Regions from separate parts of the Homo sapiens genome. Here region 2 is linked to region 1. A link is a loop called in an ENCODE intact Hi-C map of the cell type or tissue named here. Cell type or tissue: A673. All regions are shown on one strand. Each heading gives the region's core, and the rest is flanking DNA. Links, peaks and the distances in the headings are about the cores only.

The links. A loop is a pair of places that touch in the nucleus more often than their neighbours do. Peaks named below come from ENCODE experiments on the same cell type or tissue, not always from the same donor. Only the 100,000 strongest peaks of a DNase experiment are listed, where the experiment ranks them.
Region 2: it touches region 1 in a loop (2.7-fold over the local background); 2 of 110 quality-filtered maps call a loop at or near these places.

Annotation. Positions count from the first base shown.
Region 1 is chr4:40,313,411-40,321,273 of GRCh38, forward strand. All of the region lies in intron 2 of LINC02265 (long intergenic non-protein coding RNA 2265), which reads left to right. Among named protein-coding and RNA genes, the nearest start is that of LINC02265, 10 kb to the left of the region's middle. RefSeq lists enhancers at 3,164-4,002, 3,611-3,910. In A673, for the core only: CTCF peaks have their summits at 3,875 (motif pointing left) and 4,080; DNase peaks (open chromatin) are centred at 3,091, 3,561, 3,881 and 5,081; H3K4me3 peaks cover 1,312 bases; H3K27ac peaks cover 3,367 bases.
Region 2 is chr4:39,990,963-39,998,825 of GRCh38, forward strand. No RefSeq gene overlaps it. Among named protein-coding and RNA genes, the nearest start is that of PDS5A, 17 kb to the left of the region's middle. In A673, for the core only: no CTCF peak of the experiment used is centred there; no DNase peak of the experiment used is centred there.

The DNA of each region.
Region 1 (7,863 bases), core at 1,145-6,144:
TATTGTAAAAGACAAAGAAAGGCAGTGTAAAATCTTCCAAATTAAAGTAGACAACAGTTGCGGCAGCTAAATACGGTATGTAACCCTGATCTTAGACTGTATTCTATACTAAAAGGGAAAAAATGATATATAAGACATCATTGGGTCAACCAGAAAATGAGAAAACAGATGGTAGGCTAGATAAAACTACTATATCAATTTTTTTTTTTTTTTAAATATAGAGTCTCTCTCTGTTGCCTAGGCTGGAGTGCAGTGGCACGATCACCGCTCACTCCAACCTCCACCTCCTGGATTCAAGCGATTCTCTTGCCTCAGCCTCCCGAGTAGCTAGGATTATAGGCATGTGCCACCACGCCCAGCTAATTTTTGTATTTTTAAAAGAGAGGGGATTTCACCCTGCTAGCCAGGCTGGTCTTGAACTCCTGACCTCAAGTGATCCACCCGCCTTGGCCTCCCAAAGTGCTGGGAGTACAGGCATGAGCCACTACACCCGGCCTTATCAATGTTACATTTACTGAGGTTTGTAACTGAACTATGGTTATGGAAGAGAATATTCTTAAGAAATACACACTGAAATGTTTAGGAGTAAAGGGCCGTGAAATATTAGTATTTAGAGAGGAGACAGAGAGAGAGAGCTGGGTAGGTAGATAAAAGACATGCAAAATGCTAACTATAGGTGGCTATGGTGTAAGGGAACAGGCTATTTTTTGTAGTATTTTTATTCTTGTAACTTTCTGTAAGTTTAAATCTTTTCCTAATAAAAAATAATTAAAAAGAATACAACTCTTAAAGGACACACACATGCTGCTGTGATGCACAGACCATGGAGGGGAAGGGCAGGAACCGGCCACATGGTCAGGCTGTCATTTCGGTATTTCAGGCGAGAGAAGATGGTGGCTTAGACCAGGACAGTGATAGGAAAAGGGACACGGGGCATTTGGGTTCTGGATATGTCTTGAAGGTACAGCTATTAGGATTTTTTGATTAATTCCATGTGGAGTTGAGAGAAAGGGAAGGGGCAATGGAGAGCCCCAAGTTTTCTGGCCCGAGCAACTGGAGCCTGGAGTTGTCAGTAACTGGGATGAAGTGGAGGGAAATGCAGATTTGAAGTGGGAGATTGAGAGTCCGCTTTTGGATATGGGCCTGGGTAAGTGGATTCAGGGAACATATTATTTAATTTTAATTAAACTAAAGTGCATAAAATGGATACTTAGCTTTAAAAGATTTCTACAAAGTAACCACAAATCAAAGATAAACTGAATACTGTAAGTGAAGGTGAATTTCCAAAATACTGCATTTTTGGTTGGTGAGATTGTAAGATTGGTGAACAATACTCTTCTTTGTTTAGATCTATGTATATTTGTGAGGAGTCTCTTCCTGCGACGACAACCTTACATTGACAATTAAAATATGCTGAATTTAAAATCAGACCTCAGAGTAACTGTAATACAAGATGTTAAACCAATATTTTAAAATATAATGAAGCATATTCAGTCACATTGTGCTTGTCAAAAAGAGCAAAATTCTTTTATTATATTGTATACAATTGTTATTATATAAATAAATAATTTAATATATTTATTTCATCTTTAATTCAAAATGGATATTCACTAAGATATCCTTTTTGGTGTCTGTCCTGTGAGATGAACAATAATTTAGTCATGTCACTTAACGATGTGGACATTTTGTGAGAAATGCATTGTTAGGTGATTTCATCATCATGTGGACATCATAAAGTGTACTTACGCAAACCTAAATGGTATAGCCTTTGCTCCTAGGCTATCAACTTGTACAGTATGTGATCTTACTGAATATTGTAGGCAGTTATAACACAATGGTTACACAGTATATGGGATCACAGTATATGTGGCCACTTCGCGTTGACTGAAATGTTTTGTAGCACGTGACTCTATTTTATAAAGTCATATATATGTATGTAATCTATAAATTTAAAAAATACATAAATAGGGGAGCATGCTCAAAATTTGAATCAGTAAATGGAGAGATCAGAAAAGTTTGGAGACCTCTGGGTTAGAATATAACACTAATTCCAGCCAGATAAGGCAGTTACCTTTGCCATCATCTGTTCCCTTCCAGTAAAGGTGTGGTGTGGATGGAACAGTATAGATTCAGACCCATTGCTAGGGACCCCAGCTCACTGCATATGTGTCCAGTGCATTAAGAGGTTTTGTCTAGGGCAAATAAGTGATAATACATCATCTAATGGAATATTCTGCAAATTCTAAAAAGAATGGATCAATTTGAATTGATATGGAAAGATGTCTGAGATACAATAAGTCAAAAAAGCAAGTGATAGAACAATGTACAGTGTCAAATAGACAAATCATACACATGTGCTGTGTATTCACAGAAACAGGGGCTACCTGTAGAGAGTGGAGAAGGAAATTTGTTTTTAATGTACTGTTTAATAAAAAAAAACATAAACATGTATTTGTTCAATATTTAAAAAGTTTTGAAATGTTTATCCTCTTTGAAACTCCTTTTATGATGTTATCCTGGAGAAATAAAGATATAATAACTATTTTGTATTAAGTTGATCATTGTGACATTATAATGGTGAAAAATTAGAAATAACCTAAACATCTAGCATTTAGAGAATGATTAATATTGGGAAAATGAACTGTAATATAATGCGGTCTTTTAAAAATCAAGTTTCTGAAAATTTCACCAGATGGAGAAATACTGACAATATGCTAATTAAATTCACTATTAATCTTGATGTAAAATCTGTGTTAATCTCCATGATGTTAAAAATGCATAGAAAAATAAAAAGCCTAGAAGAAAATATTCCCAAATGACAACAGAAGTTGCCTCTGGTAGTGAGATTACAGGAGATTCTTTATTTTCTGAACCTTTGTATTTTCATATTCTTTTCACTTTTTTTCTGCAGTAAGCATGCATTATTTTGTAATGTGAAAGAAAAAGAAAGTAAAATACTGAGAAAATTATGACGTGCATTCCTGGCATGAGTCAGGAGCTGAATTTTCATGTTTAAATTAGTTTCAGAAACACAGGAGTGGTTTCTAGGCAACCTGCTTGGGAAATTATGTTCATTTCCATTGTTGCTGGAGTGTGCGTGAGTGTCTGAAAGAAAATGTAAGAGACGAACCTTTGCAAAAGCAGACTCCTGCTAAGGAAAAATAAGCTTTGCCACCCAGTTTTGGTCATGGGGACTTGAGTTACTGTGACCTCAGAGGCCCCTAGGGGCCTGATCATTTTTTTTCTTTCTTTTTTCCTCCATCTTTTCTTTTCTTTTCTTTCTTTCTTCCTTCCTTTTTCTTTGCTTGCTTTTTTTTTTTTCAAATGAGTGATTGATTTTAATGAGGATTGCTATAGGATGCTATAGGATGCTATAGGAATGTCTAATGTACAGTACATTAGACATTCAAGCCTCTGCATAAGGTGTGGGAAACTGAGAGGGGAGAGAGAATCAAGCAAAAACCCCCACTCTGTGCCTCTGCTGAGAATCCAGGGCTGTAATTGAGGCCGTTGCAAGGCTTTACAAGACGGATTGTAGCTCAGGATGTGAAAAGATTGCCTCATCATCATGTGAGTCATTTACCATTATTATAGACAATCCTGCTGTGCCAAAGGGCTTTTAATCAGAAGGAAACACTGAAAAATGGAATCAGGGCTAAGAAACGCTTGGCCCAGCCTGATGGGCTGTGGAGGATGGTCTGAGTTAAGAATATTTTTTAGCCTCAAGGGAGATGCGTTCTTCACTAAGCGTTTGCAGAAGGTGCAGAAGGTATTGTTCTCAGCCCACGGTGTGTGTTTTGTTGACCTTGACTGCGTTTTTCAGCAAGAAGGAAAGGCTATTTGCCTGATAAATGGAATCGGAGCTCAGCGTCTCGCTCCTAGGCCCCCTAGTGGTTGTCTTTTGCAATTAAAAAAATGAAGTGACGTGAGGTCAACAGCAGGCTCTTTGGGTAACGATCGCAGGTGACTAGAGTGTGCTGCCTTTGACGCTGGCTCCCCCAGACTTCATCAAAGCTCAGGGGAGAAGCCTTGAAAATCAGGAGCTCCAGAGGGACAGACGCATTTCCTCACAGAACGCGGGACAGGAAGGCAGGAACCTTCCGTTGTGGATGGTGAAGAGCTTGTTCTGTCTTCAAACTTCTGAACCAATGTCCTGCATTCCATGTATGTGGCTCATGGTTCTGACCACTGCTGCTTTAAAATGACAGACCTCTGGGCCGGGCACGGTGGCTCACGCCTGTCTGTAATCCCAGCACTTTGGGAGGCCGAGGCGGGCAGATTACGAGGTCAGGAGATCGAGACCATCCTGGCTAACACGGTGAAACCCCTGTCTCTACTAAAAATACAAAAAAAAAAAAAAAAAAAAAAAAAAAAAAAAAAATTAGCCGGGCTTGGTGGCGGGCGCCTGTAGTTCCAGTCCCAGCTACTCCGGAGGCTGAGGCAGTAGAATTGCTTGAATCCAGGAGGCGAAGCTTGCAGTGAGCCGAGATCGTGCCACTGCACTCCAGCCTGGATGACAGAGTGAGACTCCATCTCTCACACACACAAAAAACAAAACAAAACAAACAAACAAACAAACAAACAAAAAGACAGACCCCTGGAAGGTAAATGAAGAGAGGGACCAACAGTGACTGCCCCTCCTTCTCTGGCAGCTCTTGAGGGCAGGCCCTTCTCTTTTCATCTTGTACTCCAGGGCTTATCAAAAGGGCTTAGTATAAGTAGACTCCACAGATGCTTGTGGTCTGAATGATATGTGGAGCCCAGTGGGGTAGATAATATTATTCCTTTCACCCATGAGGAAACTGAGGTGCAAAGAAGATTTTTTAAAAATGCCTGAGATCTCTCACTAATAAATGACAGAACAGAAACTCCAGTCCCAAATCCCAAAGGCTTTTTTTCTACCAAGATGCACCCCCACGCCTCCACCATGCACTCCATCTTGCTGGTCCAGTCCGTCAAGTGAGAGCCTCGTTTTTGGTCTCTGCCTCCTATGGATCAGTCCACCCTGGAGGCACAACCTTCTTTCCCTTCTCTGAACTTCTGGTTCAGACCTCTCATTTGGCAGCGAGTCACGCCTTTAAGGAATAGTTGGCAGGGTGCAGTGGCTCACGCCTATAATCCCAGCACTGTGGGAGGCTGATGTGGGCAAATCGCTTGAGCTTAGGAGTTCGGGACTAGCCCGGGCAACATGGTGAAATCCCTGTCTCTACTAAAAATAAAAAAAAAAAGTAGCTGGATGTGGTGGCGGTGCCTGTGGTCCCAGCTCTCTGGAGGCCGAGGTGGGAGGATCGCTTGAGTCCAGGAGGCAGAGGTTGCAATGACCTGAGATTGCACCATTGCACTCCAGTGGGTGACAAAGCAAGACCCTGTCAAAAAAAAAAAAAAAAAGAGTCAGGTGCAGTGGCTCACGCCTGTAATCCCAGCACTTTGGGAGGCCAAGGCAGGTGGATCTCCTGAGGTCAGGAATTTGAGACCAGCCTGGCCAACATGGTGAAACCCCGTCTCTACCAAAAATACAAAAAAATTAGCCGGACCTGGTGGCAGGCGCCTGTAATCCCAGCTACTTGGGAGGCTGAGGCAGGAGAATCTTTTGAACCCGGGAGATGGAGGTTGCAGTGAGCCGAGACTGTGCCATTGAACTCCAGCCTGGGGAACAAGAGTGAGACTTCTCTCAAAAAAAAAAAAAAAATAGTCTTCTTGCTTGCATTACTTATTTAACTTTTATTGTTATTCAGCTTTTCTTAGAAATTTGTCTTTTTCCTCTAAATATTCCATAATCACCTTGAAGGATGAGATGATGTGTAGTTAATTCTTGTGAACTCTCTGCCCAGCATTCAGTAAATATTTGCAGTATGAGTGGATTTTGCAGCACTATTCTGATCAAAACTCACCTCTCAGTGCCTGTTTCTACTGGGAAACTAGGAAATATTTTTTTTGTTTTGTTTTGTGTTGTTTGAGACAGAGTCTCGCTCTGTCACCCAGGCTGGAGTGCAGTGGCCAGATCTTGGCTCACTGCAACTTCTGCATCCCGGGTTCAAGCGATTTTCCTGCCTCAGCTTCCCAAGTAGCCGGGACTACAGGCGCCCACCACCATGCCAGGCTGATGTTTGTATTTTTAGTAGAGATGGGGTTTCACCATTTTGGCCAGGCTGGTCTCGAACTCCTGACCTTGTGATCCACCCACCTTAGCCTCCCAAAGTGCTGGGATTACAGGTGTGAGCCACCATGACCAGCTGGAAGTGGTTTTAATATTTATCTTAAAACATGTATTCTCATCAAAAAGGTGATCCACTCCCCTCTGCTGAGGGGCTTACAACCTAAGTTAAGTTAAATACAGTTCTCTTTTCTCCAGAAGCTTAACTCTTGAGCTTGTACTTATCTTACTTATCTTGGCTATTACTACACTGGATTTAGGTCAAAGGTAGAATTTTTTTTTTTTTTTTGAAACAGAGTCTCACTCTGTCGCCCAGGCTGGACTGCAGTGGTGCGATCTCGGCTCACTGCAACCTCCACCTCCCGGGTTCAAGTGATTCTTTTGCCTCAGCTTCCCGAGAATCTGGGATTATAGGCGCCTGCCACCACGCCCAGCTAATTTTTATATTTTTAGTAGAGGTGGGGTTTTGCCATGTTGGCCAGGCTGGTCTCGAACTCCTGATCTCAAGTGATCTGCCTGCCTCGGCCTCCCAAAGTGCTGGGATTACAGGCATGAGCCTCTGCATCCAGGCTAGGTCAAAGGTGGAATCTAAATTCATTTAGGTCCTTCCATTTTGACTGGAATCTGTCAGCTCCCAAACACAGCACATCCGTTCCGCAACGGGGATCCACTCTGACAAGCTGGGTCACAGTGGGGCTAGTTTCTCTGCCAGGCGCATTTACATCCAAGGTTGTTTCATCTTGCTCTTAAGGCTGCCCTTTAGGGAGCCATGCTTGGCACAGGTGTGTGCACATTAAGGTTAAGACACTCAGCTGCCACCATCCTCTCACCGCGGACACCAGAAGCGTCACTGCCCAGGGAAGGCCAGCCAAGACTGCCTGGGGAATTGTGGCATGGGAGGAGGGTGACTGCCAATCAAGAGATCTCTGTCAGGCCTGGCTCTCACCACTACAATCATGTATTTCATGAGCATTTATTGGACACCTCTTGTATATCAAATACTGGGGATACCAAGACAAATGGAGCATCTGAGAGATGCTCAGTCTGGCCGGGGAGACAATAGGTAAACAGTTGAGTAACGGGATGGGCACTGTGATAGAAGTATGTACCAGAAACCACAAGAACATAGGAGAGGAAGCACGGAATTCTGCCTGGGAGGTTGGAAAGGGCTTTCTCGATTAGGTGATTTTCAAGATGAGACTTGAAAGAGAAGCTGTTCACTGGTTGGGCATGGAGGGGACAACTATTCCAGGCTGAGGGACAACATGGAAACAGCATGGAGGCCCGAGAGAGTGCAGCAAATCACCTTGCTATTAGAGCTATGTGGGGCCGGGTGCGGTGGCTCATGCCTGTAATCCCAGCACTTTGGGAGGCCTAGGTGGGCAGATCACCTGAGGTCAGGAGTTTGAGACTAGCCTGGCCAACATAGGGAAACCCCGTCTCTACTGAAAATACAAAAATTAGCCAGGTGTGGTGATGCATGCCTGTAATCCCAGCTACTCAGGAGGATGAGGCAGGAGAATCACTTGAACCCGGGAAGTGGAGGTTGCAGTGAGCCGAGATCGTGCCACTGTACGCCAGCTTGGGCGACAGAGCCAGACTCCGTCTTAAATAAATAAATAAATAAATAAATAGAGGGGAAAAAAAGAAAAGAAAAGAGAAAAAAAGCTATGTGGGATGGCAGGCGATGCACCTGGTGAGGAAGGCAG
Region 2 (7,863 bases), core at 1,124-6,123, 320 kb before region 1:
CACTGCTTTCTCCCTACCTGTTTTTCTTTTTTTGAGGAAGAGTCTTACTCTGCCCAGGCTGGAGTGCAGTGGCGCAATCACAGTTCACTGCAGCCTTGATCTCCTTCCTGAGCTCCAGCAATCCTCCTGTCTCAGCTTCCCAAAGTGCTGGCATTACAGGTGTGAGCCACCGAGCCCAGCCAAGAGAAACACTTTCTATTATTTATAACCAATCAAATGTCATTATAGGCCGGGCACAGCGGCTCACGCCTGTATTCTCAGCTACTTGAGAGGCTGAGGCAGAAGAATCACTTGAACCCAGGAGGCAGAGGTTGCGGTGAGCCAAGATCATGCCACTGCACTCCAGCCTGGGGGACAGAGTGAGACTGTCTCAAAAAAAAAAAAAAAAGTTGTTATATAATACCCAGCAGATTGTTAAGTACTTGAACTTCAAATTTCTAGTTTAACTGGAAATGTAACCAAATTAGAACTGGTAGCCAACACTATTTGACTTGTCTGAGAGATGTGCCAAGGATTTGCGCAACTTTTGCCTTATGAAGTTTTCCAAGTAATTATAGAAACTGCACAGTTCTTGGAATGTGGGCTACCTAGATAAATACTGTTTTGGGAAAACTCTACAGGGTTCAGTTATGCAGAGACTTGTCTAGAGACTAAAGAAAATTAAGCAGAGTCTGCAGGAAATTTAAGGACTAATTTCACTTTCTAATCATAACTGAGATATATCATAATTTTCAGGATACACGAAGTTTCTTGTTAATTGAATTATTTGATAAATTAAATCTTAACCAGAAAACTCCTTTTCTTTCCACTCTTTTGGAAATATTTCTAGAATACATCAGTTATTTTTTCAGTCCTTAGAAAGCACAGGATAGGCTGGGCACAGTGGCTCACACCTATAATCTCAATGAGATAAAGTACCTAAAAGTGCTTAACACAGTGCCTGGAGTATAATATGTGCTTAATAACTGTTGTCTACTATTTTCTTTTTCTTTTTCTTTTTTTTTTCAAGACGGAGTCTCATACTGTTGCCTGGGCTGGAGAGTAATGGCACGATCTTGGCTCACTGCAACCTCCGCCTCCCGGGTTCAAGTGATTCTCCTACCTCAGCCTCCAGAGTAGCTGGGATTATAGTTGCCTGCCACCACACCCAACTAATTTTTTGTATTTTTAGTAGAGACAGGGTTTTACTATGTTGGCCAGGCTGGTCTTGAACTCCTGACCTCATTATCTGCCTGCCTCGGCCTGCCAAAGTGCTGGGATCATAGGCGTGAGCCACCGTGCACAGCCTACTATTGTTAATATTGTTCATATTATTGCCATTATTGCTGTTAGTTCTCTTTGGTTTCTAGGAGCAAAGGAAATGAACTTAAGCTAGCTTAAGCAAGGAAAAAAATGTATATATATATATATATAAAATCATCATCATATGTATAATAATGATAACAGGGGTGCTTCATGGAACCCAAGTAAAATTACAGCTAGACTTCAAGAAAGGAGTCAGGTAAGAACTGAAAGATGGTATCAGCAATACATTCTACTCCTAATTTCCCTCTCAACATCTCCTTCATTCTTTTTTTTTTTCCGAGACAGAGTTTCACTCTTGTTGCCCAGGCTGGAGTGCAATGGCATGATCTCCACTCACTGCAATCTCTGTCTCCTGCGGTCAAGTGATTCTCCTGCCTCAGGCTCCCAAGTAGCTGCGATTATAGGCATACGCCATCATGCCAGGCTAATTTTTGTATTTTTACTAGAGATGGGGTTTCACCATGCTAGTCAGGCTGGTCTCAAACTCCTGAACTCAGGTGACCCACCCGCCTTGGCCTTCCAAAATGTTGGGAGTACAGGTGTGAGCCACTGTACCCGGCCCTTCATACTTTGCTCTTTAAAAAGAGCTCCTTCTTTGCTTTTCAGTCCACATGACATGCAGTAGAGAATCACCTCTCATCTTTTGTTTGCTTGTTTGTTTGTTTGTTTTGAGACGGAGTCTCTCACTGTCACCTGGGCTGGAGTGCAATGGTGTGATCTTGGCTCACTGCAACCTCTGCCTCCCAGGTTCAAGCAATTCTCCTGCCTCAGGCTCCCGAGTAGCTGGGATTACAGGCACCAGCCACCAAGCCCCGGCTAATTTTTTGTATTTTTAGTAGTGATGGAGTTTCACTATGTTGGCCAGGCTGGTCTCGAATTCCTGACCTCGTGATCCGCCTGCCTCGGCCTCCCAAAGTGCTCGGATTACAGGCGTGAGCCACCATGCCCAGCCTTGTTTGTATTTTTAGTAGAGACAGTGTTTCACCATGTTGGCCAGGCCAACTCCTGGACTCAATTGATCTCCCTGCCTCTGCCTCCCAAAATGCTGGGATTATAGGTGTGAGCCTCCACACCCAGCCACCTCTCATCTTCTGAGTTTACATAGCCTACATCTTAGATTAGCTCAGACTAAACTAGAATCTCTTAGTCCAAATAAGAAATGCCAAGGACAACAAATGGAATTCTTTTTTCTTTTTCCCATAGAACTTACCATCTAGAATACAAAATAATTTACTTATTTTTTTTTGATGATTTATGGTTTGCCTCTCCAGATGCGCATGCCTTGTTTAATCAACTGGGGCCAAGTGTGCAGGGTCATGTCTAAAACGTGAAGTGAACCACCATTAATGAATTGGGAAACGAGTAACAATTTTCAGAGAAAGGAAGAATCATGCACCAGATATATCCTCCAAAAGATCTCCACCAAAGTTTTATTTCCGTTAAAGTTAGTGCCAACTCGGTGTTCTTTATATTACACACACCCAACATTCACAATAAAAATAAAATCTCTCTCAGCATCACATTTAATTATTTAAATGAAATTTTCAGAGTTTGACTTTTTAAATTCTTTTTTTTTTTTTTGAGATGGAGTTTCACTCTTGTTGCCCAAGCCGGAGTGCAATGGCATGATCTCAGCTCACTGCAACCTCCACCTCCTGGGTTCAAGCGATTCTCCTGCCTCATCCTCCTGAGTAGCTGGGATTACAGGTGCAAACCACCAAGCCTGGCTATTTTGCATTTTTAGTAGAGACGGGGTTTCACCATGTTGGCCAGGCTGGTCTCGAACTCCCGACCTCAAGAGATCCACCCCCCTTGGCCTCCCAAAGTGCTGGGATTACAGGCGTGAGCCACCAACCCAGGCCCACTGTTCACATTTTAACAAGTAATCTTTAATATATATTTATAGATTCAAAATTAATAATACAGCTGGGTGTGGTGGCTCAGACCTCTAATCTCAGCCCACTGGGAGGACAAGGCAGGCGAATCACTTGAGGTCAGGAGTTGGAGACCAGCCTGGTCAACATAGTGAAACCCTGTTTCTACTAAAAATAGAAAAATTGGCTGGGTGTGGTGGCGCATGCCTGTAATCCCAGCTACTTGGGAGGCTGAGGCACCAGAATTGCTTGAACCTGGGAGGCAGAGGTTGCAGTGAGCCCAGATTGCACCACTGCACTCCAGCCCGAGTGACACAGCAAGACTCCACCTGAAAAAACAACAACAAAAAAAAAAAAAAAAAAAAAAGAAGAAGAAGAAGAAGAAAGAAAGCTATTACTCATAAGAAACTCCATGGCTGGACCATGATCTGCATCCCTGAGTCTGTCACAGTTAGTGTTGCAAGACAGACTTATTCCTCCTTGTGTGCCATTCCCTTTCTGGGGTATTTAGCACATGCCATGGGGAACAGAAGGGATATTTGGCAATGTGACTAAATGCAGGGAGAGAGACAGACAGAGACTGTTTTTGAATATTAACAGAGAAGGGCAGTCTTTTCAATGTGAACAGTCTGATTGTATATACACCATGGATAGGATTGATACACTCCCGATCTCATCTAAAGTGGAGCAGAGCTGAATGGCTCAAGCCTGTGCCAAATGTAGAAAAGAGATAGGATCCTAGGGAAAGGGTGCAAGTCTCTGTCATGGAGGGAGGAGAAAAGAAAGAGAAGATCCCAAAGGGAGATTGTATATTTGTGGGAAAAAAGAGGCGTGGCCATGTAGGGCAGCTCAATGGACCTAAATGAAGGTGTCCTAAATGGACCACTGCCCATTAAGGATAAATGGGAAAGCTGATATGAAAAGAATAGAGGAACTCTTTCCGAACTCTTACTTCCTTGGTACTTGGAGTTGGGAGCTCTGACACTAACTTGAAGCAAGGGACTATTATGTACATTCTGTAAGAATGAAGCTCTGTGGGGGCAAGGATCTTTATTTTGTTCACTCATGTATCCTAAGTGCCTGGCACCTATAGGTACTCAATAAATATTTGTTCAATTAAATAAATTATAGATTGTGTATATATGCTTGACTGGCTAACAGAGGGATTGTTTTATATTGGATTGTACCACCTCTGCATTTCCTATTCAGAGCATAATTCTGATGTTTCGTTAGAAATCAGCTGGACGTGGTGGCTCACGCCTGTAATCCCAGCACTTTGGGAAGCTGAAGCGGGCAGATCACAAGGTCAGGAGATGGAGACCATCCTGGCTAATATGGTGAAACCCCATCTCTACTAAAAATACAAAAAGTATCTGGGTGTGGTGGCGTGTGCCTGTAATCCCAGCTACTCGGGAGGCTGAGGCAGAAGAATCGCTTGAACCTGGGAGGCAGAGGTGCAGTGAACAGAGATCACACCACTGCACTCAAGCCTGGTGATAGAGTGAGACTCCATGTCAAAAAGAAAGAAAGAAAAGAAACCAACTAGTAAGGCAGGGCGCAGTGGCTCATGCCTGTAATTCCAGCACTTTAGGAGGCAGAGGAGGACGTATCACTTGAGGTCACAAGTTCAGGATCAGCCTGGTCAATATGGTGAAACCCCATCTCTTCTAAAAATATAAAATTTAAAAAAAACAAAAAAACAAAAACAAAAATTAACGAGGCATGGTGGTGCATGCCTGTAGTCCCAGCTACTGGGGAGGCTGAGGCAGGAGGATCACTTGAACCTAGGAGATGGAGGTTACAGTGAGCCAAGATTGCACAGCTGCACTCCAGCCTGAGCAAGAGAGCTGAACTCTGTCACAAAAAAAAAAAAAAAAAAAATCAACCAGCAGGGCTGGGCGTGGTGGCTCAAGTCTGTAATTCCAGCACTTTGGGAGGCTGAGGCAGGCAGATCACTTGAGGTCCCAAGGTACTGGGATTACAGGAGTGAGCCACCCCACCCAGCCAGATGGGTTTTATTTAACCCTATATATCTTGACTGACTTTCCAACCTGACTCTGGCATAGAATTACCAGATAAGGAATAAAAGTATTTTTATTTTTATTTATTATTATTATTTTTTGAGACGGAGTTTCCCTCTGTCGCCCAGGCTGGAGTGCAGTGGTGCAATCCTGGCTCACTGCAACCTTTCTGCCTCCCGGGTTCAAGCAATTCTCCTGCCTCAGCCTCCCGAGTAGCTGGGATTACAGGTGCCCGCCACCACGCCAGGCTAACCTTTGTATTTTGTTTTTTCTTTAAGACAGAGTCTCTCTCTGTCGCCAGGCTGTAGTACAGTGGCGCGATCTCAGCTCACTGCAACCTCCGACTCCCTGGTTCAAGAGATTCTCCTGCCCCAGCCTCCCAAGTAGCTGGGATTACAGCAACGCACCACCACGCCCAGCAAATTTTTGTATTTTTAGTAAAGACGGGTTTTCACCATGTTGGCCAGGCTGGTCTCAATCTCCTGACCTTGTGATCCACCCACCTCGGCCTCCCAAAGTGCTGGGATTACAGGCGTAAGCCGCCGCACCAGGCCCGGCCTTACTTTTTTATTTTTAGTAGAGACGGGGTTTCACCATGTTGGCCAGGATGGTCTCAATCTGTTGATCTCATGATCCGCCTGCCTCAGCCTCCCAAAGTGCTGGTATTACAGGCGTGAGCCACCGCGCCTGGCCAGAATCAAAGTATTTTACCCCAAAACATGTTTCTTTGGCGTATTTTAAAATGGCCCTGCAAAGCTGTTCTTTGTGGGGGAAATTTGCATCTGTAAAGGATCTCTATTAACGTAGCTATATCTTTTTCCTCCAGACACTCCCAATGCTAAAGAGATTAACTACGATCTGAACAGAAAACATTTGTCATCTATTGTCTCTAAGGGGAGTCACTATAAGACTTCCAAAGAACTTTGGTCTCCACAATCTTTATCTTACCCTGAACATTCCCTTTCTATCAATCTCAAATCTTTAGTCAAACTCGACCAATTGTTAACCAGAAAATGTTCAAATTCACCTATAGCCTGTAAGCGCCCCCTCCCACCCCTTTGAGTTGTCCCCCGTTTCTGGACCATAGCAATGTATTTCTTTTTCTTTCTTTCTTTCCTTTTTTTTTTTTTTGGACACAGAGTCTCCTTCTGTCCCCCAGGCTAGAGTGCAGTGAACTCACTGCAACCTCTGCCTCCTGGATTCAAGGGATTCCCCTGCCTCAGCCTCCTGCGCAGCTGGGACTACAGGTGTGTGCCACCACGCCTGGCTAATTGAGACTATCTTTTCATTCTCTATATGGAAAATAATATTATAAAATTGTTGCCCTATGAGAAGATGACCAAAGATCACCAAATTTTTGGAAAATGAGAAGATGGAAACATGGATTCTTTCATTTGACTGTTGGCTTAATCCATAAATATTTATTAGTTGCCCACTATATTTTCTTTTTTTTCTTTTCTTTTTTTTTTTTTTTTTTTTTTTGATATGGAATCTTGTTCTGTTGTCCAGGCTGGAGTGCCATGGCAATGTCTCAGCTCATTGCAACCTCTGCCTCTCAGGCTCAAGAGATTCTCCTGCCTCAGCCTGCCAAGTAGCTGGGATTACAGGTGCCCGCCACCACGCCCGGCTAGTTTTTTTTTTTGAGATGGAGTCTTGCTCTGTCGCCCAGGTTAGAGTGCAGTGGCACAATCTTGGCTCACTGCAACCTCCACTTCCTGGGTTCAAGCAATTCTCCTGCCTCAGCCTCCTGAGTAGCTGGGATTACAGGCCCCCACCACCACACCTGGCTAATTTTTGTATTTTTAGTAGAGATGGGGTTTCACAGTCTTGGCCAGGCTGGTCTCGAACTCCTGACATCAGGTGATCCACCTGCCTTGGCCTCCCAAAGTGGTGGGATTACAGGCTTGAGCCACTGTGCCCGGCCGCCCACTATACTTTCAAAAATGCTGACAGAGGTTGGGAGTAGAACACTAAATAGATGTAAATAGTCCTGCACATCAAGGAATTCACAGTCTAAGGTGGAATAGGCCCCTAACAAGTAAACTTACCAATTATTACTTATTTATAATTAGTATAATTATGACAAAAAATAAGTGCAAGAGAGCTAACCAGAAAGATTCCTTGAAAAACAGGATGTCTAAATTGGGGTAGTAATCCAGATTAAAAGGGGAAGAAAGAATAACCTATTTTGGGGGAATAGCAGAACAAAAGGCTCTGAGGTAGGAAAGTACTTGTTAACTTCAAAGAACAAAAAAATAAAAAAATAAAAAAAAAGGCCGGGCACAGTGGCTCACGCCTGTAATCCCAGCACTTTGGGAGGCCGAGGCAGGCAGATCACGAGGTCAGGAGATCGAGACCATCCTGGCTAATACGGTGAAACCCCGTCTCTACTAAAAATACAAAAAAAAAAAAAATTAGCTGGGCGTGGTGGCGGGCGCCTGTAGTCCCAGCTACTCAGGAGGCTGAGGCAGGAGAATGGCGTGAACCCGGGAGGCGGAGCTTGCAGTGAGCCGATATCGCGCCACTGCATTCCAGCCTGGGAGACAGAACGAGGCTCTGTTTCAAAAAAAAAAAAAAAAAAAAAAAAAAAAAAAAAGCTAGCGTAGCTACTGTGAAAATAAATTTAAAATCTAGCATGTTGGAACTGTAAATTATTTTGAGCC